Regions from separate parts of the Homo sapiens genome. Here regions 1, 2, 4 and 5 are each linked to region 3. Evidence: chromatin loops called from intact Hi-C (ENCODE). Cell type or tissue: dorsolateral prefrontal cortex. All regions are shown on one strand. Region 1 holds the start of GRM3 (glutamate metabotropic receptor 3). Region 2 overlaps ELAPOR2 (endosome-lysosome associated apoptosis and autophagy regulator family member 2). Region 3 overlaps GRM3 (glutamate metabotropic receptor 3). Region 4 has its middle 43 kb from the start of GRM3. Region 5 overlaps GRM3 (glutamate metabotropic receptor 3).

Region 1 (5,000 bases), 170 kb before region 3:
TCAGGCAATATCTGATAACAGACTGATAATTTGCCTCAGCATTTCAGCCTCTACTCACCACAAGCCTTAGTTAACAGCTAGATACAGACTATGGAGTGCAGTTTATCAGCACTTTCCGTTGTGCAAACATCAGCTACTTTTGTGTGTGTGAGACAAAAACATCAGCTCTCTTCTACTTCTCTCAATCCCAGCTAATTCTGATAAGGTCTTGGAAGCGCAAAATGATGTCTTCTGGAACGTTCTGAAAGAGACCAAAATCTACCCACACAGCTTCATGAGGATCTGAAGCCTTGCAGTGTATAAATCTTTATCTTTCTCATGTTCATGTCATTGCCCCTTGATATACAGTTGTCTATTGGGCAGACATTGTTAAAAGTAAATAAATTCTTAAAATTAAAATTAAATTCCTATAAAGATCTTTTTTTGGTGAACAATTCATGCTGGAAAATACTAATGAAACACAAAGGAAGAGGAATTTTGCTTGTACGTGGTCAATGCTATTGCATTCCAGAAAGAATACGTTGAAAGGGGGACTTCTAAAATTTTAGCATTTCACTATATAATAACACTTTATTTTTTAATATATTCAAATTTCTGGATCTAGTGGAGTTCACAATGAAATATATATATATATATATATATATATATATATATGCACATGTGTCTTTTAAATATTGCTGTCCCTCTAAAAGAATCAGTAGGTAAAATTATTTCTGTAGTTTAAAAGTTCTGGCTAGGTTACAAAAGACAGCAATTGTTAAACAACTTAACATTAAATATTAAAGACTAAATGTAGCATTTAAAGCATTAAGTTTAATTGTGTCTGGCTTCATATAATTCAGTCCTTGGTTAATACAAAGTTAGTATATTAGAGTACAAAAATTAATGAAGTTTCAATTTGGAAATTAAACAGTATGTGTTTCTAGACATAGAAAGATGCCTGGAATTTTACCTTTAGGATTTTATCTGTAGCTGGCAGCCTATTAAAGCTGTTTCCGCGTGCCTTTTTCTCTTTTGTGCCTACGTCACCGATTTAAGGTTCCTATTTATTTATTTATTTTTAAGAAGAAAGAAGAGGTTCTGTAGGAAACATTGACTGTATCCGACAACCATAGCAGGACTAGAGAAGGACCAATGAGGGGGTGCTGGGGGTAGCTTTAAGAGGCGAGGTGGTAGCAGAAAAGGATAAGAAGAAAGATAATTCAGCAGTCCCCTATAATCTTATTCCACCCAAGAAATTTGGGAGAATGCGAAAAAGCAGCAGCCCAGCATTCCCGGATGGGCGTGGCTTTTCTCCAGGGGCTGTCCAATTGAATTCCTTCAGAGGGAGAAGATTGATAAGGGTTGCTAGGAAACAGGAGCGTCTGCCTCCCGCCTGACCCAGAGATTGTTCTGCACAAACCCTCTCCAGGGGCTCGCAGTGTGCAGTTGAGTCGCGAGTACGGCTGAGCTGCGTACCGGCCTCCCTGGCTCTCACACTCCCTCTCTGCTCCCGCTCTCCTAATCTCCTCTGGCATGCGGTCAGCCCCCTGCCCAGGGACCACAGGAGAGTTCTTGTAAGGACTGTTAGTCCCTGCTTACCTGAAAGCCAAGCGCTCTAGCAGAGCTTTAAAGTTGGAGCCGCCACCCTCCCTACCGCCCCATGCCCCTTCACCCCACTCCGAAATTCACCGACCTTTGCATGCACTGCCTAAGGATTTCAGAGTGAGGCAAAGCAGTCGGCAAATCTACCCTGGCTTTTCGTATAAAAATCCTCTCGTCTAGGTACCCTGGCTCACTGAAGACTCTGCAGATATACCCTTATAAGAGGGAGGGTGGGGGAGGGAAAAGAACGAGAGAGGGAGGAAAGAATGAAAAGGAGAGGATGCCAGGAGGTCCGTGCTTCTGCCAAGAGTCCCAATTAGATGCGACGGCTTCAGCCTGGTCAAGGTGAAGGAAAGTTGCTTCCGCGCCTAGGAAGTGGGTTTGCCTGATAAGAGAAGGAGGAGGGGACTCGGCTGGGAAGAGCTCCCCTCCCCTCCGCGGAAGACCACTGGGTCCCCTCTTTCCCCAACCTCCTCCCTCTCTTCTACTCCACCCCTCCGTTTTCCCACTCCCCACTGACTCGGATGCCTGGATGTTCTGCCACCGGGCAGTGGTCCAGCGTGCAGCCGGGAGGGGGCAGGGGCAGGGGGCACTGTGACAGGAAGCTGCGCGCACAAGTTGGCCATTTCGAGGGCAAAATAAGTTCTCCCTTGGATTTGGAAAGGACAAAGCCAGTAAGCTACCTCTTTTGTGTCGGATGAGGAGGACCAACCATGAGCCAGAGCCCGGGTGCAGGCTCACCGCCGCCGCTGCCACCGCGGTCAGCTCCAGTTCCTGCCAGGAGTTGTCGGTGCGAGGTAAGGGTCCCAGAGGAGGACGTGTCCCTCTGGAGGGCGCCCAGCCAGGGCGCGGAAGCTCGGGTGCCGCGTGGGGCAGGCGCAGCCGGGAAAGTTGAGGTAGAGCATGGACCAGTCCCTACAGTCCTGACTGGAGTGGGAAGGGTGGAGGGCAGAGGCGATGTGGGTGTGCATGAGTGAGAGTTTGTGTGTGTGCGCCCACGTCTGTGTCTGGGAGGAGGGAGATTTCAGGGCATAGATCTGCGGCCAGGGTGCGAGAGGTGAAGGGACGAACTAGCACTCGCAGACCCCAGAGAGACCAGTCTCATCAGCCAACCACCTCCATCTCAGCTCTGGGCTCAGAATTTGTTTCTATTTGGGGGCTCCCTAAGGCTTTGTGCACAGGAATCCGTGGATACGGGCGGTTTCATGTGGGTGTGGAGGTTGCAGGCAGAGGTGGGCAACGGTCAGCGAGACCTGGTCCATGCAGCCCAGATAAGCTCCGAAGCCGGAGGCGGCCAGAGGTTTGCCCTCCCGCAAGCAGGGTTGGAAAGGAGCCTTAACTCACTGCCCTTTGCTCCTTTTGGCTTGAGTGAAAAATCGAAAAGCCAGACAGGGAGCATATCTTTTCATCGACCCTGTTCCATTTTCTTATCTGACAGTGAGATAACTCAGAGAGGGCGGGAGATTTGCGATCCAAAAATAGACTAGGTGATATATCCAATAAGCTTGTTTCTTAAGGATTTCATTTAAATTTCTTTCTAGTTATTCCTTGGGTTATCAAAGGTGGACAATTCTCTAAGGTACAACACTTTTAGGTAAATATATTAAGGAAGGATTCTCCCACTTTAAGTATTTTAGATATTGTAAATTTTGAAAAACAAAACTATACACCTCTAAAGATCTTTGGTTAAGGACTCAACTAATTTGCTTATAAAAATATTTCTACTATTTGAATAGTAATAGATATGTTTGGGGTCTATATGTAGGTACATATTGGAATATTCAAAGTTGAGGTTAATGTGAGTTGAGGTAGGTGTGAGTTAAGTACCAACAATAGTTCCTTAGAGTTTCTTTGCTTGAATTTCTTAGAACTGTCCAGCACAGCTACAGTATGTTTCTTTGTGGTGGGCGGGGGGGTGGGGGTGGGGGGGTGGGGGGGGGTGGGAGGGAGTTTAGGGGGTGGAGTCTGCTTTGGTTTATCTGATCACACACTTTAAGATTCCTCTCTGAATTCTAATTGTTTGCAGAAGTATATTCAATATAGGCATTACTAAAGTAATCTAGATTGCCACTATGCTAAACTATGGATAACAGTTCCTAACAAAGATGCTTAGGACACTCTAATGAATAAATATGATTCTATATTCCTACGTACCTTGTTTCTAAAATCAGCCCAATAGAATTTGAATATATTTGGAAGCTATTGTATGCCAGAAATTATTGTAATACTTTTCCTTTCACAATGGGTAGTGTTTTATATTTACAAAGATTTCTTACACCTGTAGACTTTAGCTGTCAATCTTATTGGGTTTTGATCACCCAGCAGGAGTACATAGATATTTTGAATATACATGCCCAAAGGCTATCTTATGTTCAGAGTAACACAGGAGCTCAGGATGGAAAATGAGGAAAGGAAGTCTTGAAACCTATACCTTAACAAATAAAACAATGAAATTCCAGAATATCTACCTTTATTAGATGAAAAAGAATATGGCAACAATACCTTTTAGCATTGAAACCCCTCCTGCCCCTAGATACTATATATCTAGGTATAAAACTGTGGTTTTATGAGTTAGGCCCTTACCAGTGAAATGTGAAACCTAAATCATAGAAAATTATGCCAGTACAATGAATAGGCCACACTTTGGAGCTTGAAACAGATGTCTTTCTATTTATTTAAATTGAATGGTATTTTTCAAACTTCAGGAATATATGATCAGTAACAAGAAAATGTGTGGAAAGCCACACACACAAAAAAATCTTATAATTAAAATATACTCTGTGACCTACTTATTTTTGCACAATGGGCTTTTTAAAAAGTTGTGGTATACATGTGAAAAGGAGTATAAATCCGATGATTTAACCCACAACTACACATATCAAAATGATGAGCTCATCTTTAATTTTATATCACTGTAATTAAAATTGGTAAGTTGAACAAATGCAAATATAACGAAATTGATTGAGCTTTATGTTTAAGTTGAAATTAATATTTGTATTGAATAAAAGAATGGGGATAATTGTCAAAAGCTCACTGCTTCACTTCTCTATGACAGGTGATTAGCTGGAATCACACAATTGAAGATGTTCTTATTTTGAAAGATTCTCAGCAATAACATTTTACAACTTCCCTGGGTACATTTTCCTCACTTTTATTTCATGTCGAACTATCTTTTTGCCAAATAAAACTGTTGTCTTTCTTGTCCATTCTTCTAATAGTGATCAGTCGCAAAATGAAGCATGAGGTTTTTCCAGGATACTAGCTACCTCCTGCCAAAATGTAGCACATTGGCTTGGGGGTGAATTTTCCAATTGTTTTCCTGCACTAAACATCATCCCAATATTCTACTAAACAAAAGAAATGAAAATGAATACCTAATCACTATTGTAAAACAAGGAGGGCAGGATTCAGTTACG
Region 2 (5,000 bases), 90 kb after region 3:
TAATCTCATTTATGTGGGGAGAGCCACCATGAGCTGATAACCTCCCAACACACCATCTCTTACTACTATCACTTCAGTATTAATGGTATTTCAGCATATGCATTTGGGGAGACACAAACATTCAGACTGAGACAGCCAAGTAAAAAGGGCTCCACAGAAAACCTCCAATCAGACTGGCACTGGAAGAATGGGGTGGGGCCTTGGGAAGTTTGCACCCTTTGCAGGGGGAGGAGTCTGGCCCCTCTTATTCCTGGGTGGCAACCTAGGATTCAGTCTGTGAGATGGGGGCTTGCTAACAGGAACCCCTCTCACTTGGCTGAGTCTTTTTCCTTTTCGCCCAATAAATTCCATAACCCCTCACCCTTCAAAGTGTCTGCAACCCTACTCTTTCCTGGATGTGTGACAAGAACCCAGTGTCTTCTACAAGAATATCACAACAGATTGAATATGAACATAAGATTTTTTATGCATAGTTCTTAGATCCAGGTTTACAAAATTCTATCATTCTCCTGCAAAACCTCCCTTTCTAAAGACTCTATCCTGAGTTAACTACCAAAAGCCAGCATCAGATCAAAACCGAGACAAACTAAATTAACTGACATTCCTTAGTTTTCTCTTCAGATTATCTTGTTTAATGAAATAAAATAATTATCATCCTTATCTCAAAATTGATCTGAAAATTTTAAGAATGGTTTGTGATTTTTATATCATGTCTTAAGAGTACTTATTAGTGTCTGAAGTATATAATTTTAGCAATTCTGTTTTAGTTTTTTCATTTCTTGATCAAAATGGATTTTAGCTGTTTTCACTTATGCTCATAATGCATCTATATGCCTTTTTACTTTTTAATATTCTAAGAACGTATTTGGTTTTGGTCTTTTGAGTTAAATTGCCTTTTTAATTTAACTTGCACAGACTTACATATCTATTATCTGTCTATAAATTGTTCTAGGGAAAAAGAAAACAAGGGAAGTCATTTTACCAATCATCCTTCCATGTCTCTTAAGAACTGAAAATGGATACATATTTTGGTTTTAACAGTCCTTCCCCAAAGACCAAAGAAAATACTACATTAGCATCCAATAGATCTGATGAATTTGATAGAGAGACTCTAAATTGGAATCTGTGAAATAAACCCCTGGAGTGTTTGACCCTTGAATATAACAGGACAGAACTGTGAAGCGTTCCTTTTGTGAGATTCAATATTCCCAGAGGCTATACTGATAATGGAGATGAATTTGGATTTTGAAGGAGGTTTTGGCAAAACAATTTTAGGCTGATTTATAAACTACTCAAGCAGTTAAATATAGTCAGAAGTTGACAGAGAGAAAAAAATGATTTTCCTCTAACTGGTGGCATCAATAAAGACCCTGTTTGAGGAAAGATGACTCATTTAAAAGAAGGCACCAATAACTTGTAAGTCAGTTGAGTTATCCTCTGGGGTAAGTGTGATATTTGCCTCTAACTTAGTGTGCTTCTTTGCAAATCTCTGCCCATGAGGAATTGGATGAAAAAATGGCAAGATGAGAGCATTATGGCATGAAAAAACCACACAGTTAGAAAATTATTCCATCGTGACTATGCCACACTGCAGCTATACAACCTGGCGCATCAGTGTTTCCTGCTCTGTAAAGTCAATGTGTTTGACTCAAGGATCTTGTGGATGCTGTGGCACCTCTATTATCAGAGTAAAAATGCTTCTCTTTATCTGCTTTTTAATAAGGCCTTTTTATACCATTTTCACTAACAGAAATGTCTCATGTTTTTAAAAGAACCCTTTGGACACAATGCTTAGGTCTAAATTCTTCCCAATAAAAGGAGAGCCTTCAGTTCCTCTATCTCCCTGAGATAATGATTAGAGGTTTGGGAAGCCTTTTAGGCAAAGGCTAGAGGGCCATCTATTTAGGGGCATCTATTAATATTTAGGAATATCAGCAGCCTATTGTGCTAGCAGTTTATTCTCTGCTCAAGGTGCAAACTACACTAGAAAATCTCGTAACTTCACTCCAGCTGTCAGATTACATCTGCCACAAACACTGTACCGTTTTTATCTAAAATGTTTCATACCCTCCAGACACTTTATGGAACTAGAAGCCAACTACATTTGCCAGACCAAATAGACAGCTTGGTGTTTCCAGCTGCAGATGAGAAGGCAGCCCAGATAATTTGCTGTTCCCTCTAATTTCTCAGGTGATACACAAAGAACACATATTTCCCCCTTTCTCCTGCCCATTTCACTTTCTATTAAGACTTTCTCACTTTCCCAGGTCTGGGGATCTTATGACATTTTCCCAGGACACCAAGATATAAAACCCCAACCAACATTGCTACTGCTAAAGTAAACTTTTGCCTGGCTTGCCAAGATTTTTGGCCAAGAAATGAGATTTCCTGAGGGTGGCATTCCTTCTGCACTACCAAAGTCTCCTTCTGAGACTTTTTGGTCAGCTTATGAAGCTTCTCAAGGCAAGTGTCTGGTTAGCATCTCCCTCCCTCCACTCTGGAAATCTTAAAGCTGAAAGAATGAATGAATGAATGGATGAATGAATGAATGAATGAGAAAGACAGAGAGAGAGAAGGAAGGAAGGAAGGAAGGAAGGAAGGAAGGAAGGAAGGAAGGAAGGAAGGAAGGAAAGAAAGAAAAGAAAAGAAAGAAGAGAGAAAGAGAGAAAGAAAGAAAGAGAGAAAGAGAGAGAGAGAGAGAGAGAGAAAGAGAGAGAGGAAGAGAAGAGAAGAAGTCCTCTTAAAAAATAGCCTGAGAAACTGGGCTATGTTGACTTTTTTTTTTTTTCTGTCAGTAGGAAATATTTATTCAACCTCACTGCTAAAAAAAAACCAAAACAAACAAACAAAAAAACCTAATAATTTCAGGAAAGCTGCTGTTTCTCGTGTTCTGATCTCCGAGCTCCCCCTTGTGCCCTGATGGGAAATTGATTCAAGAAAGAAATAAAGGTCAGCACATTTAAGCTGTAGTGTTCAAGCAGCTCCCTAAAGTAGTGGTCAGCACACTTCAGTGCGCATCACAACTCTAAATGAAGATTTATCAAACATGGCTGAAGGACTACACCCTTTAGACTGTCACATTTTAAATTAGCTTTTCATAAAACTAAAATTTGGAATACATTTTGAGAATCTGTCTCAGAAAAAAAAAAATCCAAAATGTGAGTTAAGAAAAAATCTGGTTCACAAATTTCAGTAGACATCAGAATTGCCTTGTGGTTTTTAAAAATGTTCCTATGCTCAGCATCTAAGATTCTATATTTTTAGGGAAGGCCCAGAAATTAATTTTTTAAATAGATACCCCAAGGTATTCTGCTGCAGGTCATCTTGATAAACCTGGCAAAGATAGTTTACTTCCCTAAGTGGCAGATTCCTGGAGGTCAAAGGAGAAACAAGTTTTCCTCTCCAAATAGGAAAAATTCAGTTTCTACATGCCATCGCTTAACTCCAGGAGACTATTTTCCTTATTACAATTAAAGCATCAGAACACACCTTACGAGAGTTAGAGTGATGTGTTTCCTAAAGGACAGACCTAATCTTCATTAACATCATCTACTTGAGTTAGAGGCCTGGAGGAGGCTTTGGAAGCTATTGAAGTAGACTCCCAGAGACTACAGGTTAATTGTTAGGTTCACAATATGGCCCCCAGATGTGCTGTAGTAAATAGAATAAGCACCTGAACTCAGAACTGTATGATGGCATATTAGAAAATGATGAAAGACACACTCTTTTATTGCTAGAATCTCTGACCACACCTTTCCTTGGAGGGTGGCTTGTTGCCTTGGTTCTAGCTTGGAGGCTGGCAGAGGGATCCTCTACCACAGGATGCCCTTTTATTATTATTAGGTACTACTCTTGTTGCATCCATCTCTCACCTTGAACAGGTAAAAAGAATAATTAAATCATAGGTCTATGAGAAGTGGAAACACGCAGTTGGTGAAAAGAGAATGTCAGTATGCCTTTATGCCCAAAAATAAGCCCAAAATACTGTGTTACCCCTGTAACTATTTTTAGGATACATAAGTAGTTGAAGCAATGCTTACACCACTGATTTCCAATCCTGATGTGACATAAGCAGGACAGGTTAAAATCTCCCAAGGGTTACTGTGAAACTATCAAAAACAAAATTAATATAATCATTTTCTCTTTAAAAATATATACTTTTGCTAATTTGATAGAGAAAAAAAATCTGCAAATCAAGCTATGATCCAAAGGTATCTTAACTCAGCAAAGATTAGAAATAAATAATCTGGCTGGGTGCAATGGGTCACACCTGTAATCCCAACCCAGCTTGGGAGGCTGAGAAGAGAGTCACTTGAGGCTAGGAGTTTGAGACCAGCTTGGGCAATGTAGGGAGATTCCCATCTCTACAAAAAATTTAAAAATAATAATAATTTTTAAAATAAAATATAAAGTAATAAATAATCTTCATGTTGAAAAATGAATATCTGAAAAATAAAACTGAGGAGGCATTCAAGTGTCACTCATGCTATTAAAGCAGTCTGTATTTAAGTTGACAATTCTGAGCCTACAAAATTGTTTTCTTGTTGTTTTCCCATCCAAAGCGAACTGCATTATTCAGATCTTCACTATAGAGGGCTATTGCCTTAATGCTAATTTGTGTTAAATGAAGCACATTATGTATTTTATAAGTCAGACTTACCTTGGTGATTCTGCCACCATTAATCAATAAACTGAAGAGCTAGAAATCGATAATATAAATTACCCTGGCCCCCATACCCTTCCAGAGAAAAAAGCTATGACTCAGAGGTTAGATTACTTAATCTTGATCACCCAGCTAGTTAATTGTTGATCTAGTACCATAATCAGGAAAGCTACTAATCCAGCTCTCAAGGAAATTCAGGCTAAACAATAAAATAAATACAGGGATACAAGCAATATAATTAATTTTATATTTCTTCAAGAGAATTAGACACTTAACACAAACAGGACAAGAATATGTCATACAAGAGGCTAGGAAGTCTTTAGATTGTACAAGGACC
Region 3 (5,000 bases):
CAATGCATATATTAGATTAAGTTTTGGAGAGCTTAGTTAATTCTCAAGGCAAGGCAAGGGATTGCCTGATACAGTGTGGGACAGGCCTATGAAATTGTACAGATGTGCTTGTGCATTAAGAGACAAGAAAAGCAACTGAAAAAAAGGGAGAAACTTTAGAGTATGTGGCTACAGAATCAGTATTAGTTCTGACGCCTGTTAACCAGGTGTTAATTCCAAAAAAAGGTTAGGATTAACGTTAAGAATTTAAAATCTACTCTCAGTAAAAATATTACTCCTGAGACTTTTGTTCCAAGCCACTGATGATCCATTGGTTTCAAAGCCCATTAGAATCTGAACACAATTAAAGTGAGCATCCAGGTTGTGAAGGAGAATATAACTGCTGAGAAATTCCTCACAGCATTTGCCGGGCATATCAAAGGTAATTGCATCTCAGCAGATATTTGTTGTGGAAAAATTGGTCTATTTGGGGAGAAAATAATATTCTCATTTTACCACTTTATGTTTTTAGTGGAAATGATAGGATTGTTGGCACAAACTCCTCTCAGTCTCTTAGGACTTAGGAGCAAAGGGATATATGAATAGCTTTTTAGAGGCCAGTTCATTCATATCTAGAGACCCAGTTTGCTCTATGTAATGAACAACTAAACTTCTCAGTAACACCACAAGTTTCTTATCATGAATGAGTTGGCCTATTTGGAGGGCACTACACTTAAATTTTTATTTTCCTTTAGAGATATAATATGATTGAGAGAATGATGTCTAGTCACAGTGCCCCTCATTATCATCAGAACTTCTAGAGTTATTTCAGAGTTCCAATATTGTTTTTAATCTTCTAATTTAAAAGTACAACATAAAAATAAATTGTATTGTGTTTCAAGTAATAAAATCTATACCCATCAGCTAAATGCGCAAAATTCTCCCTGTAAAGCTAATTAACTAGATAAAAGGTTCATATCAGCCTTTTAGCAGTTCCTGTCTCTAAGGGCCTAACTCAGTAATTAATTATGTTTCTGGGAGTCTCTGAAAACACTTTTCCAGCTTCATGGGTCTTTAGAAATGAAGCATCTTGCACATCATCCAAAATATCTTAATCTCTCAATCTGTTTAGAGTCCAGTCAAGTTCCTACAAGGAGCAGAGTTAAATGTCCTTGGAATGAAGCCTGTGTATTCTCATCACTTAAGCAGTCATTTACCTCAGGATACAGAGAACAGCAGTTGAATTTTTAATCAACTTTTATTTTTAAAGCGTTATTAACATTAGCCTGATCATCTGAGTTCACCTTAGCATGCTAGCTTGGTTGAAATCAGAGAAAGTAATGAAGTATGAGTTAAGCACTGAAGGAAGTTTACAGGAAAAATGTATAATACTACACAGATGTGTTGTTTAACAGGCCACACATTGGTTCCTATTAATGTTCCAGATGTTAGCTAAGAGGTGTATGGATATGTCATGGTGGCCAGAACTCTTGGGCATCATCACCTGCTATACGATCATGTTAATTTTATTCCTCTCTTAAGGAAAATACCTTGGCAATTTAAGACCTCCCAAGAGAGGTGACATTTTACCAGCTAGAACCCTAATTGAACAAGACTTGCTGAGAGCAAGAACCTAAAGGATGCATGCAGAGACAGGGTATAGAGGAATTGGCACCCAGGAGAAAAGGCTAAGATCATCTTTCCCACTAAATCATTTGGCTAGCTTCCTACCTGGAGCTTATCCTCTAACCCCCAATTTTCCAGACTAGACAGCTTTTTAAAAAGTCCTTGAAGGAAAGTAGACTATAAATCATCTATAAGCACGATCAGAAGATGTACAGAGAAGACACCGATTCTTCATAAGCCTATGCCTTAGAGTTAGCACCCCCAATTTAATGGCTCTGTTGCGGTCACAGTCTGAATGTACTCACCTCCTGTATATGCAGTCTCCAGTGATGGATTTGAAAATCCTTCAAGCTATTCTTTTTTCTTTAATTTTATTTTTCCATAAGTTATTGGGGTACCGGTGGTATTTGGTAAGTTCTTTAGTGGAGATCTGTGAGAACCTGGTACACCCAACACTCCAGCAGTAGACACTGCACCATATTTGTTGTCTTTTATCTCTCGCCCTCTCCCACTCTTCCTCCCAAGTCCCCAGAGTCCAGTGTATCATTCTTATGCCTTTGCATCCTCATAGCTTAGCTCCCATATATCAATGAGAACTAAAAACCAAGGGTAACATAAACTTCAAAAAAAGACTACTAGAGGATGTGGTAGACAATATCAGAAGAAATACACTCTCTTGAAGATATAAAGCTAACTGCCATGGACTTTTTTAAATGAGGCTTTCTTCACTTTTTCTTGGAATTTTATAGTGTCACTCTAACAAAGCTGAAGAGGGTCGAAATTGTTAATTACACATTTTCTTTAATTACAGGCTCCTTTGCTATATTTACCAAATAGCTAGTAGCCCTGAGGGTGGAGTTAGGCTCTTTAAAGTCATGTTTTAATCTCTTTATAATTGCAATTTGATTGCTGGTGTAAATTATCTAGTAGGCTTGCCACTTTCAGCGCCAGTCATTTCCCAGAGTGCATAATTTTGAATTAAAAGGCTGATATCCATCCAAAAGTTTCCCAGAATGTTTCATGGGCTCAGTGAATTATGCATTAAACAGAATTCTTTAAAAAGAAGGCAAGAAGTTTCTTTGATGTCAGCTGGGTTTTTCATCATATTATGGACTATTAATTTCTAGACTCTTTTAACGGTAGTTTCTTGAAATCTATGTTCAATTTAGGACTTATTACTGATCTTTCTCTAACCTTTATATTTTATTTTAACAGCATCATATGTCACCCTGAACATGGCAGGTTCTGGCAGAAACCTGGTGGTTAATTTCTTAGGGGGAAAAGGAGGGGGAACGGGAAAAAGAACAATTTGCGTCAAATGCACCATCTGCTGGACAGAACACGTATCTACTTACAGGAGCTTGCCTTCACATTAGGAAAATGCTTTAGAAACCTCATGAGGACAAAACCAATGAAAGGGCTGAGATACACATATGGAAGCTCATCTATGGATACCTCTACATCATATTCAAATGCCAATGTCCCCCTTTGATGATTTTGTCAAGCCATGAAAGAGATAACCTTTGACTGGTATGTTTGATTTTGAGCTATGTTCCCTTTGCAAATGTAACCCTATAGATTGTTAAGGAAATAAATACCATTCCCCCAACTTATACAAAAGAAAGTAAGGGTAGTCAAGTTTCTACCATCATATGCAAATACAAATTCTGGGGAAATTATTTACATTATACACAATTTCATATTACTATTCTCCTTTTATATTTTCAGTACACAAAGCACTTCGAAATTAGTCACAGGCTGTGTTTTACTACACCCTTATAGATTAAGTGAACATATACTTTATCATCCAACCCAGCCACTTATGAGAGTGAAAAGAAGCACTATGAATAACTATGCCAGAACATGCACAGACTAGTATTTTCTTGGGCAAACCAGACTTTATCCTGTCTCCTTGTTTTATGTCTCTTTATTTATAGGTAATCAAATATCAGAAACAGAAATCATCTCTTAGTCTATCCTACTGCCAACTCATGTTACAGAAGAACAAACATAAAAAGATGAAATGATTCAGTGTAGTAGAAAGATTCCAGACTGGGGCAGTGAGGAGTAAGATGTGGTTTTCATTGCAAATATGCTCAGCATTGAGATTATTTGACTCTATTATTCGTATAATAATTCATTCATGGTTAAGTACCATAAGAATGGCCAGGTAAAGTTTCATGAGTACCTGGAAGGTATAAGTCATTCTAGCTAAAAGAATACATTGTTTCATGGAGAAGGTGGCCTCTGAATTAAGCATTGACAGAGAGGTAGCATTTGCAGAGTAGGCACTCCAGCCAAGGCAGAAGCATTCAGAAATTAAATGGGTAAACAAAGAAAAATATAGTGCTTCCCCATCCAGTGGCTATTATTGCCTTTCAACAAACATTCCTTGAAGCTTACTAAGCGACAAGCACTTTTTTTTTAACCTTTATTTTAGGTTCAAGGGTACATGTGCAGATTTATTACATAGGTAAATTGCATGTCACAGGGATTTGGCATACAGATTATTTCATCACCCAGGTAATAAGCATAGTACTCAATAGGTAGTTTTTTGATCCTCTTCCTCCTCCCAGCATCCACCCTCAAGTAGGCCCAGTACCTGTTGTTTTCTTCTTTGTGTTCTATATGTACTCAATGTTTAGCTCCCACTTGCAAGTGAGAACATGCATATTTGGTTTTCTGTTTCTGCAGCAGTTTGCTTAGCATAATTGCCTCCACCTCCATCCATATTACTGCAAAGGATATGATCTCGTTCCTTTTTATGACTGTGTAGTATTCCATTATGTATATGTACCACATTTTCTTTATCCAGTCTACTGTTGATGGGCATTTTGGTTGATTCCATGTCTTTGCTGTTGTGAATAGTGCTGCGATGAACATATGCTTGCATGTGCCTTTATGCTACTCCAGACATCAATTCCTACCTTCAAGAATTTACAGCCTAATAAGCAGTAAGATTTACGAGTCTGTATTTGAAAGGCCATTTCTGAATTAGAGATAAGTGTGGGAATTAGCAGTGTATTTAAACTGACAGGAAATAGATTAAGATCATTCAGGGAAAAGATGAAGAAAGAGAAAAAGGCACAGAACAGAACCCTGAGGTTCTCCATATTTAGAAGTAAGAGCAAGAAATTCTCAGCCAAGGAAACTGAAAAAAACAGTTGGTATGGTAAGAGTAAAATGAAAAGAAAAATAATCTTGTTATTTTCTCCGATTTGGGAATATGGGCAGAGCTTAGGGGAAATGAAGCTTGTCAAGGTGTAGATCAGATTTAACTTTAAGCTTCTTCATTATCCAATAATTATCACAATAATTTAAAAATTATAAATAGCTTTCTCCAAGAAACCTTAAATGCTTTACATGTCCCTTCTAATGTTATCTCCCTAGAATTG
Region 4 (5,000 bases), 210 kb before region 3:
ACATACCCCTAAAAAGGAGGCTGAATCCACGGGGCTGAGCAGCGACCATCTGCAGACCCCACTTCCCTGGCACCTCACGGGATAAGACCCACTGGCTTGGAATTCCAGCCAGCCGCTGGGAGCAGTGTTACATCTTTCTGAGATGGTGCCCCTGGAGGTGGGGGAGTAGGGGACACCATCTTTGCTGTTTGGGTGACTTAGCCGTTCCAGCCTTCGGGCTTTGAAGTGTCTGAGCTGACTGAGCACGGAGGCAGTGCCTCAGCACAGCGCAGCTGCTCTACCAAATCATGGCCAGACTGCTTTATCAAGCAGGTCCCTGATCTCATTCCTCTTCACTGGCTGGGACCTCCCAGCTGGAGTCTTCAGCCACCCCCACCAGTGATCTCCACTTGACGCAGTTTTTTTGTTGTTTGTTTGTTTGGTTTTTGTTTGTTTGCTTTTTGAGACTGAGTCTCACTCTGTCTCCCAGGCTGAAGTGCAGTGGTGCGATCTCGGCTCACTGCAACCTCCACCTCCCGGGTTCAAGAAATTCTTGTGCCTCAGCCTACTGAGTACCAGGGATTACAGGCACCCGTCATGACGCCCAGCCAATTTTTGTATTTTTAGTAGAGACGGGGTTTCACCATGTTGGCCAAGCTGGTCTCGAACTCCTGACCTCAAGTAATCTGCCTGCCTTGGCCTCCCAAAGTGCTGGGATTACAGGCGTGAATCACCACGCCCGACCTGATGCAGTTTTGAAACCTCCCTAGGATGGAGCACCCAGAGAGAGGGGCAGGCCACCATCTTTGCTGTTTGGGAGACAGCTTTTCCAGCCTTTGGGCTTTGGAGTGTCTGAGGTGACCAGGGGCTGAAGTAGACCCCCAGCACAGTACAGCTCCTCTATGAAAATGTGGCCAGACTGCTTTTTCAAATGGGTCCCAATCTCATTCCTCGTAACTGGGAGAGATCTCCCATCCAGGGTCTCCAGCCACCTCCTACACGTGAATTCAGTCTAGAAACAGGCCCGTACCTCCCTGGGACAGAGCTTCCAGAGGGAGGGTTAGGCTGCCATCTTTGCTGTTTCATAGCCTTCACTGGTGATAACTCCAGGTACTGGAAAGTCTGAGGCAACTACGAACTGGAATGGAACCCCAGAATACTACATCAGCCCTGTGGAAAAGTGGCCAGACTGTTACATGTGCCCATTCCCATATATCCTCACCTGGCAGTTCTAGGCCTCTAGACACCCCTAACCAGAGCTATTGGGGCAGTAGCAACTCAGTGACTCCCTGGACAGAGCCTCAAGGGGCAACTGAAAGTCTCTCTGCTACTGCCTTTTCAGTGAAACTGTCCTTGCTGCCCTCAAACTAATAAAGGAGTAAAGACCCTAAGTGCCTTATGAACACCTTCAACAAGTTGCTGCTCACCCAAGGAGAGGAGGCCAGTCTGTCTCCCATGCAACCACGCAAGCCCAACTGCTTGTAGCCAAACAGGGAATCCCTGGCTTGAGTCCACAGCACAGACCCTCCATCCTGGCCTGAGTGCACTGAGCAATTGCTGACCTGCATCTCTCTGGGGTAGAGCCCCCAGGAGACAAGCAAAGTGGTGGGGCAGTAAGCCAGCTGATGTTGAGCCCAGAGGGTTTGGTGCGGGAACATCTGTAGCAGAGTATGGCCAGGGATGGCCATTCGTCTAGGCTGCACTTGCTCCCATAAGAGACTTTAGTCCTAGGGGAGGTGTCAGACCTGATCTCTTCAGGGTGGCCTTGAACATCAGATAGGGCTACTCCAACCTGAGCGCTCCTTGGTCAGCTGCCTCTCATGGAGCCCCAGCCTAGACACACCTGCTTACAGGGCAGTCTTGGGTGCCCTGGGGGCCCATGCCATAGTTTCTGTTCTGGCAGACCATGCCTGAATGGTGGAGAGCTCCAGCGAGGCAGCCCCTATTGCCGCACACCAGCCCACACATTCCCTCTGCATGCTGCAGCTTCCCCTGAGCCCACAGCAACTCCTCACATCACTTTGCTGATGCATGTCTACACAGGTGGATTTTGCTTTACTTGCCCCACTAGCAGGCAGGAATGCATTACACCCCTCCCACCCCTGCTGACCGTCATTGCAGATGAAGCCTTGGCAGGAACAGAGCCAGCCAGCCTTCCAGCATCCCACCCATGCGCTAATACTGTGCAGAGAACAGAGGATCCTCCCACACCCTAACTGATCACTCCTGCTTGCAGAGCACAGAGAAGGCACCCAAATCTGCACTAGCCAGCACACTGCCCTACGCCAACACCACCTCTAGTGCAACAACACACACAGCTTCCAGCAGGGGCCTCCCACTCCCTATCAGCTGCCTTGCCTCTGCTACTGTGGTGAATACCCACAGGGAGGCAGGCACCCTGGGATCCACTAGCACTCAGCTGCAGCTGCTGCACCTCAGCACCACCAGCACAGTGGACTCCAAACCCCAAGGAGATAGAGAACAAAATTGGGGCCCAATACAATTCCCCCCCAGGGAGAGTATACAGTTTAGGAGTTGGGAGCTGAGCGCTGGCCTCCTAAAACCTCCCAGAAACAAAGCCAGTCATCTGAGTCCACCTTATACCACAATCAAATCCTTAATGTCATCCAATCAGATAAAAGGAAACAATCCAAAGATCAGCAACCTCAAAAAGTAAAGGTAGATAAACCCACAATAATCAGAAAGAATTAGCATGAGAACACTGAAAACTCAAAAAGCCAAAGTGCCTTTTTTCTTCCAAATGACTGCATCATCTCTCCAGCAAGGGTTTAGAACCAAGCTGAGGCTGAGATAGCTGAAATGACAAAGTAGAATTCAGAATATTGATAGGTACAAACTTCATTGAGCTAAAGGAGTATGTTGTAGCACAATTCAGGGAAGCTAAAAATCATGATAAAACATTGCAGTGGCTGACAGACAAAACAGCCATTATCGAGAAGACCATAACTGACCTGAGAGAGCTGAAAAACACACTACACGAATTTCACAATGCAATCACAAGTATTAATAGCAGAATAGACCAAGCAGAGAAAATAATCTCGACTCTTAAACACTGGCTTTCTGAAATAAGACAGGCAGACAAGAATAGAGAAAAAGAATGAAAATGAATTAACAAAACCTCTGAGAAATGTCAGATTATGTAAAGAGATCGAATCTATAGCTGATTGGTGTACCTGAAAGAGATGGAGAGAATGGAACCAACTTGAAAATCATATTTTAGGATGTTAGGCATGAGAACTTCCCCAACCTAGCTGGAGAGGTCAACATTCAAATTCTGGAAATGCAGAGAACCTTAGTAAGATACTTCACAAGAAGACTATCTCCAACGCACATAATTATCAGATTCTCTAAGGTTGAAATGAAAGAAAAAAAATTAAAGGCAGCTAGAAATGTTAGGCTACATACAAAGGGAAGCCCATCAGACTAACAGCAGACTTCTCAGCTGAAATCCTAAAGCCAGAAGAGATTGGGGGCCAATCTTCAACATCTTAAAAAAAAAAAAATCCAATCTGGCAAAACTAAGCTTCATAACCAAAGGAGAAATAAGATCAGTTTCAGACAAGCAAATGGTAAAGGAATGTGTTACTACCAGACCTTCCTTACAAGAGTTACTGAAGGAAAAACTAACTATGGAAAGGAAAGCCCCTGCAAAAACACACTAAAGTACAAAGACCAGTCACACTATAAAGCAACCATATAAACAAGTCTGCAAAACAACCAGCTTAACATCATGATGACAAGATAAAAATCCATACATATCAATGCTAACCTTCAATGTAAATAGGCTAAATGTCCCAATTAAAAGACAAAGAACGACAAGCTGGATAAAAAATCAAGACCCATTGAAATGCTGTCTTCAAGAGACCCATCTCACATGCAGTGAGAAACATAGGCTCAAAATAAAGGAATGGAGAAAAGCCTACCCAGCAAATGAAAAACAGAAAAAAGGTAGGGGTTCCAATCCTAGTTTCTGATGAAAGAGACTTAAAAGCAACAAAGGTCAGAAAAGACAAAGAAGGGCATTATATAATGGTAAAGGATTCAATACAAGAAGATCTAACTCTCCTAAATATATATGCACCCAACATAGGAGCACCCAGATTCATAAAACAAGTTCTTAGAGACCTTCAAAGAGACTTAGACTCCACACCTCTATGTACATAAACTAGAAAATCTAGAAGAAGTGGATAAAATTCCTGGACACATACACCCTCCCAAAACTGAACCAGGAAAAAATGGAATCCCTGAACATACTAATAATGAGCTCTAAAATCGGGACAGAAATAAATGGCCTACCAACCAAAAAAGTCCTAGGACCAGACAGATTCAGTTGAATTCTACCAGATGTGCAAAGAAGAACTGGTACCATTTCTACTGAAACTATTCCAAAAATTAAAGAGAGGGACTCCCTCCTAACTCTATGAAGTCAGCATCACCATGATACCAAAACCTGGCAGAGATACAAAACAAAATAAAAAAAAAAACTTCCAGCTAATATCCTTGCTGAACATTGTGGAGAAATCCTCAACAAAATACTGGCAAAGTGAATCCAGCAGCAAGTTGAAAAACTTATCCACCATGATCAAGTAGGCTTTATCCCTGGGATGCAAGCTTAGTTCAACATACACAAATCAATAAATGTGATTCATTATGTAAACCAGAACTAAAGACAAAAACAACGCTATTATATCAATAGATGCAGAAAAGGCTTTTGATAAAATTCAACGTCCATTCATGTTTAAAAAAACTCTTAATAAACTCTGTATTGAAAGAACATACCTCAAAATAATAAGAGCCACATATGACAAACCCACAGCCAACATTATATTAAATGGGTGAAACCTGGAAGCATTCCTTTTGAAAACTGGCAAAAGACAAGGATGTCCTCTCTCACCACTCCATTCAACATAGTATTGGAAGTTCTGACCAGGGTAATCAGGCAAGAGGAAGAAATAAAGGGCTCCCAAACAGGAAGAGAGAAAGTCAAGATCCCTGTTTGC
Region 5 (5,000 bases), 150 kb before region 3:
CTTGATAGGTGCTTATTAAATATAAACTGATTTCTACCAATGCTAAACCAAATGTGCACCTAGAGTAACATCCACTGGCATAAATTTCTTTTTCTTTGCCCTAGTAGTAACAATATCTTACTATCAATCACACTAATTCAACTCTTTCATAATCCCGTCTGCATGTTAATTAAAATACATCCATTAATCAAATGCTTTCTACTTATTTTTATGGAATTTTCCTTCTAGATCCTGCCATGCATATTATAGTCTTCTCTATAAACCATATGTTATACTTCTTCTGTTTATGAAGATTCTATGTGTGATCTAAAAGTAAGAAAATGAGAATTTTATATAAATTATCATGCGTTATAAGGAAGCCAAATAATGCAGAAAATTTCCTGGCTTCTTTTATGCTGAACTGTTGTAGCTTTAATAACTTCTGCACTGCAGTGATTATGAAACTAAAGCATATTTTTAAATGTTAACTCAGAGTGTCAGACGTTTACTTACATTAGGCAAAATCTTAGGAAGAACAAGTTTTAGGACTACACAATAATGTGGGCTGTTAGACACATTTTCTGTCATTCACATTTTGTGAATATTCTTACCCTCTAATCATTTTTATCTAAATTATATTGTAATCATAACTTTCTGAGAGTCATGAAGTTAGAAATAAGATGTTAATCTTAATTACAGGAGCAAGTTGAAATGTATTTTAACAAAAGCATGAGTTATTGAAAGTCAAATAATCCTTTAGAGGTTTTAAGCTTCACTTAATAAGCAGAAGAACCTAGGATAAAATTTTTGGAATAACCCATTTTATAGAGGGAAACAATGTTGTATCTCACTACAGAAAATGACCTGATTAGCTTCCCTTTTCTCAATATTAACTTCGGAAAATAGCTTACTTACAGAAGCAAATGGAATGATACTTCAAGAAGCCATGTTGCCTTTTCAACAGCCAAAAACTTGACTTCATCTACAAACCATCACCTTTTTCAGGATTAACATACTTAACCTTAAAGGTAACATAGTCTTTTAGAACTAATATGTGGAATCATGAATATGTTTATGGTATTTTATCAACTAAAAGCTAAGTGATGTTATGTAAGGGATTTTTATATTTAAAAGTAGCTATCCCTCTCTGGAAGTTACATGAAACAGAACTTGATCTTTTAAAGCCAGATGTTTTTTGTTATTGTTTATTTGTTTTCATTATTCAGATTCTCCAAATAGCTCTTCAAGTTTCAGAACGCTTTTTTTTCTAATGAATTCTAGGATCCAAACTAGCTATTTTTTTAATGAGAAAATTGACTTGTTTATGAAGCACATCTTACTAAAAAGATAGATTGAGGCACTGATGAGCTTAATGATATTTTGTTTGGACAAATTAGGAAACTAATTCGAGATGCAACCCCTGGTGAGCAGGTTCTTACCTGTTCTCATGACTTCTGTTTATCCCATATGGATACCTGTTCCTGGCAAGTTATCCAGTTAGTGAATTTCTTGCCAAAATTTACATCAGATATTTTGTTGTATAACTTAACTACCCAGAATAAATCTTTGACGCTAAGGTTGTCATAGGCGACTATGAAATAATATGAGTGGGAACATTTATATAAAGCATATTTCTTTCTGGAAGTTTGATCTCATTTTCAAGCTCAGTACCTCTGACAGGAAGGAGGCAGCAGGAAGCAACTTATCAAATCAAAGACTTGTGGATCTTCTCTATTGCAAATATCAAAATCCCTGAAAATTATTTTGTAAAATGACTGATGTTCTACATATACCAGGTAACTAACAATGCAGTACTTGCACATCTGACCTAAATAGTAGAGTTGCCTGACTGGCCCAGATTGTTGCAGAATTAAGGGCATAGAATAGTGGATGATTCAACCAGGTCCCTAAAGCAGAGAGAAGGGAAATACCTGTGGCTTAAGATATATAATATTATGTATTGATTGCTTTGCTTTTAGTTAAGAAATACCAGTGTATATCACAGTAAGAATCTCAATTTATCCTTTAGGATTGTTTTTTAGTTCTGCATTTTTCTGATTTTATCAAGTAGAGGTAGGCTATTACAATAAACACTAAGCAAAGCTTTTACTCATATTATCTCTCTATGTGACTAAGTTTTCAACATAGTCACAGCATCATATTCCAGCTACTCTTGGGAAGAATGGGGGTTCACACTGCATTATTTTGCTCTCAAGATATTCCCTGGAGTGGGGATGGACAGCAAAGGTAAAACTGAGTATGCTCTAGCAATAGAGCATAATAGGGCTAACAATCATTCTTGTGCATTGGCCCCAATCTTTTATATTAGTCACCTCTGCCCAGGCCCACCCTCCAGGAAATTTTGAAGAAACATTTCGGCCCTTCTAACGGTGTACTCTTGAGAAATGCTGGCTGGTGCACAAAGGCACAAAATCCTGTAATACCAACTAGCATGTCTTTTGGGTTGCAAGCCAATACAATTACCTACCAAACCTTCTAGTCACTTTCACCCACTCAATGAACAGAAGGCTCTTTAAGCAGACACCGGAGGGAGCCAAACTGTTGACTTAAAGGGAGATTTTGGGTAGCTAATCAAAGCTCTCTCCTGCTCTCCTTCCTACCCACTTCCACCCCAGTCTCCTGCAAGTCTGACCCCGTTTGGTGGGAAACTTTTGTCCAGTTTATGGATATGAATTAAAAGTGATTTCATTAGATTCTTAACTCAGGTGTGCCTAATCTTGTTGCTCTGTTTTGTGTATCTTCATTATTTCAATTGTTGCTATGCTAGTAAGAGTAGCATGTTATAATATACTGTTTCAGATATTCTCCTTAGCCTGCCGTGCTTCCTTAGGATTCTTCTGGTTTCCAAGGAACAGGTGAAATGTCAAAATTTTTTTTTTTTGTTATTTAGGCCATCATTATGAACAAATTTAGGTAATCAAGTCTATATTCACATGAAAATGTACATACATTCACTCACTTGCAGGCTAAATAGCTACTAGGGAAATAATTCTTCTTTCATTCACATTGGCTTTAAAGTGATTTAAATTAATTCTAACCACCCCCTCTATCCACCCCATTGGACTGATTTAACACCCTTTGATCGTGTTGTTTGGGCTTTTCTCTCACATGCTAATGAGGCATTCTCTTCAGCTACCACAACTTCATATAATCCTTGGGCAATTCTCACACTTTCTAATGACCCCGTCTTTAGAGGGCAGAGAAACTTGGAGGGAAGGAGGAGAAGAGGAAAGTGAATTACTGCCTAATATAGACTTACCCTGCAAATATATTCCGAAAATAGAATTGTGGCTGACTGCTCCTACCCTGGAAGATTAACTGTCATTGAGGAAGAGGCTCATTCCCACCTGCCATGCATAGACTGTCTACCCAACCAAAAGCAAACTATTGTCGTTTTCCCTGCAGTTTGGTTGATCATCAGGTGGTGATTTTAGAAATGGGAGGAAGTATATCTTCTGGGAACCTTGCTTTATCCTTAGATTTCCCTTGAGCGTGAAATTTACAAATGTCCAGAGAATAAGCTCCTGCTAGGGTTTGCTTTCTCATAACTGTGGGTGAAAAGCCTGGATTAAGCTGGTTAAAAGGATAAATAAATGGAAAGTTCCTGTCTTACTATCCCAAGATAGTAAGTATTTCTCCATGGAGTCATCTAAGACTCAAGACTTTAGCTGGTGACCATGTCTTCCTCAAGCAACCTACAGAAAATAACTAGATGGAATATGTAATCAAATCGAAGCCCAAAGTGAATGTGCTGAAACAGTGGTTCTCTACATTGGCTGCACATAACATCACCTTTAAAAACTTTCCATGCCCACACCTCACCCCACTCCAATTAAATCAGAATCACTAGGGCTGGGGCCCAGTCATCAGTATTTTTCAAATCTTCTCACATGATTCCAGGGGACAGCCAATTGAGAAACACTACACTAAGAACTAGGGAAAGAACAGGTGTTAAAAACTCTGAAACAACAATAGTTAGCTTCTGCTATCAAGAGCGCCTCTGCTCAGACATGTCCATAATCATGTCTCTTTTTCTGTGACAAGATTTCAGCCAGATTTAAGACTGGAAAATCTTCACATTTTTCTACTCTTCACACAGTACTGTTTTTCAATGTTTTCCTATATCTCACAAGTAGATCCTTTTAAGACTTAGCTGTGAGTTCCTGTCTTCATTGTAGAAGTATTATTTTGTTTTCCAAAAGTGCAACCATAGTTGGTAGTAACGTTGAATGTGGAAACAATAACTGACATTTCACAACAAGTATTTTCTCTTATATATTTTGTTCCATTCCAAGTCCTTCTCTTCTGTCTAAAAACATGCCCAATATTTTAATTATATAAAAAAATCTTCCTCAAACTGCATATTCCTTCAAATCCCTGCTCTCTTCTTACCTTTATGATTAAGCTTAAGAACAGAATACACTTAGTCTCTCAATGAAGTATCTCAACTTAGTCTCACAATCTATTTACTCCTTAACTCACTCTGTAGTTTCATTTCTGTCCCCACCACACTACTGAATATTTTCCTAGTCCTAGATCAGCAACACATTCCAAATCTAGTGATCACCAAATCCAACAACTTCTCCTCAGTTCTCAGACACTTGAAACACTCTGTAGCTCTAAATATTTCAAAGCATCTTCTAAAGCACCCTCATTACCCTGGTTTGTTTTCTATCACTGTGTCATCTTTTCCTAATTCTGTTTCCTTAATGTAAGTATTTTACAATGTTCTTTTGTCAGCTCTCTTTTCTTTTGATACCAAGATATTTTAAACTAAGGCCTACAAAAATTTGTGCCTGTGTGTTTGCACATTTTTCTGGCAAGGAAATACATAGCTCTCATCATATTCACAAAAGAGTTCATAACTCAAATAGGGTAAAGAACTCAAGATAAACTCAGTCAGGAATCTTTCCTACTCATGTGGCTCCATCTATCAACATCTAAGCAGGTAACTGCTAGTGCTCTACCTCTAATCATGTTCCCAAATTCCAAGTTCACAT

Evidence for each region. A loop is a pair of places that touch in the nucleus more often than their neighbours do. Peaks named below come from ENCODE experiments on the same cell type or tissue, not always from the same donor. Only the 100,000 strongest peaks of a DNase experiment are listed, where the experiment ranks them.
Region 1: it touches region 3 in a loop (4-fold over the local background); 5 of 110 quality-filtered maps call a loop at or near these places.
Region 2: it touches region 3 in a loop (2.7-fold over the local background); 6 of 110 quality-filtered maps call a loop at or near these places.
Region 4: it touches region 3 in a loop (7-fold over the local background); 10 of 110 quality-filtered maps call a loop at or near these places.
Region 5: a loop joins it to region 3, with 4 times the contacts of the local background. A loop is called at or near these places in 11 of 110 quality-filtered maps.

Annotation. Positions count from the first base shown.
Region 1 is chr7:86,642,492-86,647,491 of GRCh38, forward strand. GRM3 (glutamate metabotropic receptor 3) reads left to right here and starts at 1,418. Exons shown (of 6, transcript NM_000840.3): 1 at 1,418-2,381. In dorsolateral prefrontal cortex, CTCF peaks have their summits at 2,385 (motif pointing right) and 2,594; DNase peaks (open chromatin) are centred at 1,370, 2,340, 2,440 and 2,849; H3K4me3 peaks cover 5,000 bases; H3K27ac peaks cover 5,000 bases.
Region 2 is chr7:86,902,499-86,907,498 of GRCh38, forward strand. The region is part of intron 18 of ELAPOR2 (endosome-lysosome associated apoptosis and autophagy regulator family member 2); the gene reads right to left. Among named protein-coding and RNA genes, the nearest start is that of GRM3-AS1, 100 kb to the left of the region's middle. In dorsolateral prefrontal cortex, a CTCF peak has its summit at 2,910 (motif pointing left); no DNase peak of the experiment used is centred here.
Region 3 is chr7:86,812,267-86,817,266 of GRCh38, forward strand. All of the region lies in intron 3 of GRM3 (glutamate metabotropic receptor 3), which reads left to right. Among named protein-coding and RNA genes, the nearest start is that of GRM3-AS1, 11 kb to the left of the region's middle. In dorsolateral prefrontal cortex, a CTCF peak has its summit at 2,932 (motif pointing left); no DNase peak of the experiment used is centred here; H3K27ac peaks cover 3,126 bases.
Region 4 is chr7:86,598,800-86,603,799 of GRCh38, forward strand. No RefSeq gene overlaps it. Among named protein-coding and RNA genes, the nearest start is that of GRM3, 43 kb to the right of the region's middle. RefSeq lists an enhancer at 2,345-2,434. In dorsolateral prefrontal cortex, a CTCF peak has its summit at 2,312 (motif pointing right); a DNase peak (open chromatin) is centred at 2,322; H3K27ac peaks cover 1,105 bases.
Region 5 is chr7:86,665,401-86,670,400 of GRCh38, forward strand. All of the region lies in intron 1 of GRM3 (glutamate metabotropic receptor 3), which reads left to right. Among named protein-coding and RNA genes, the nearest start is that of GRM3, 24 kb to the left of the region's middle. In dorsolateral prefrontal cortex, a CTCF peak has its summit at 2,556 (motif pointing right); no DNase peak of the experiment used is centred here; H3K27ac peaks cover 5,000 bases.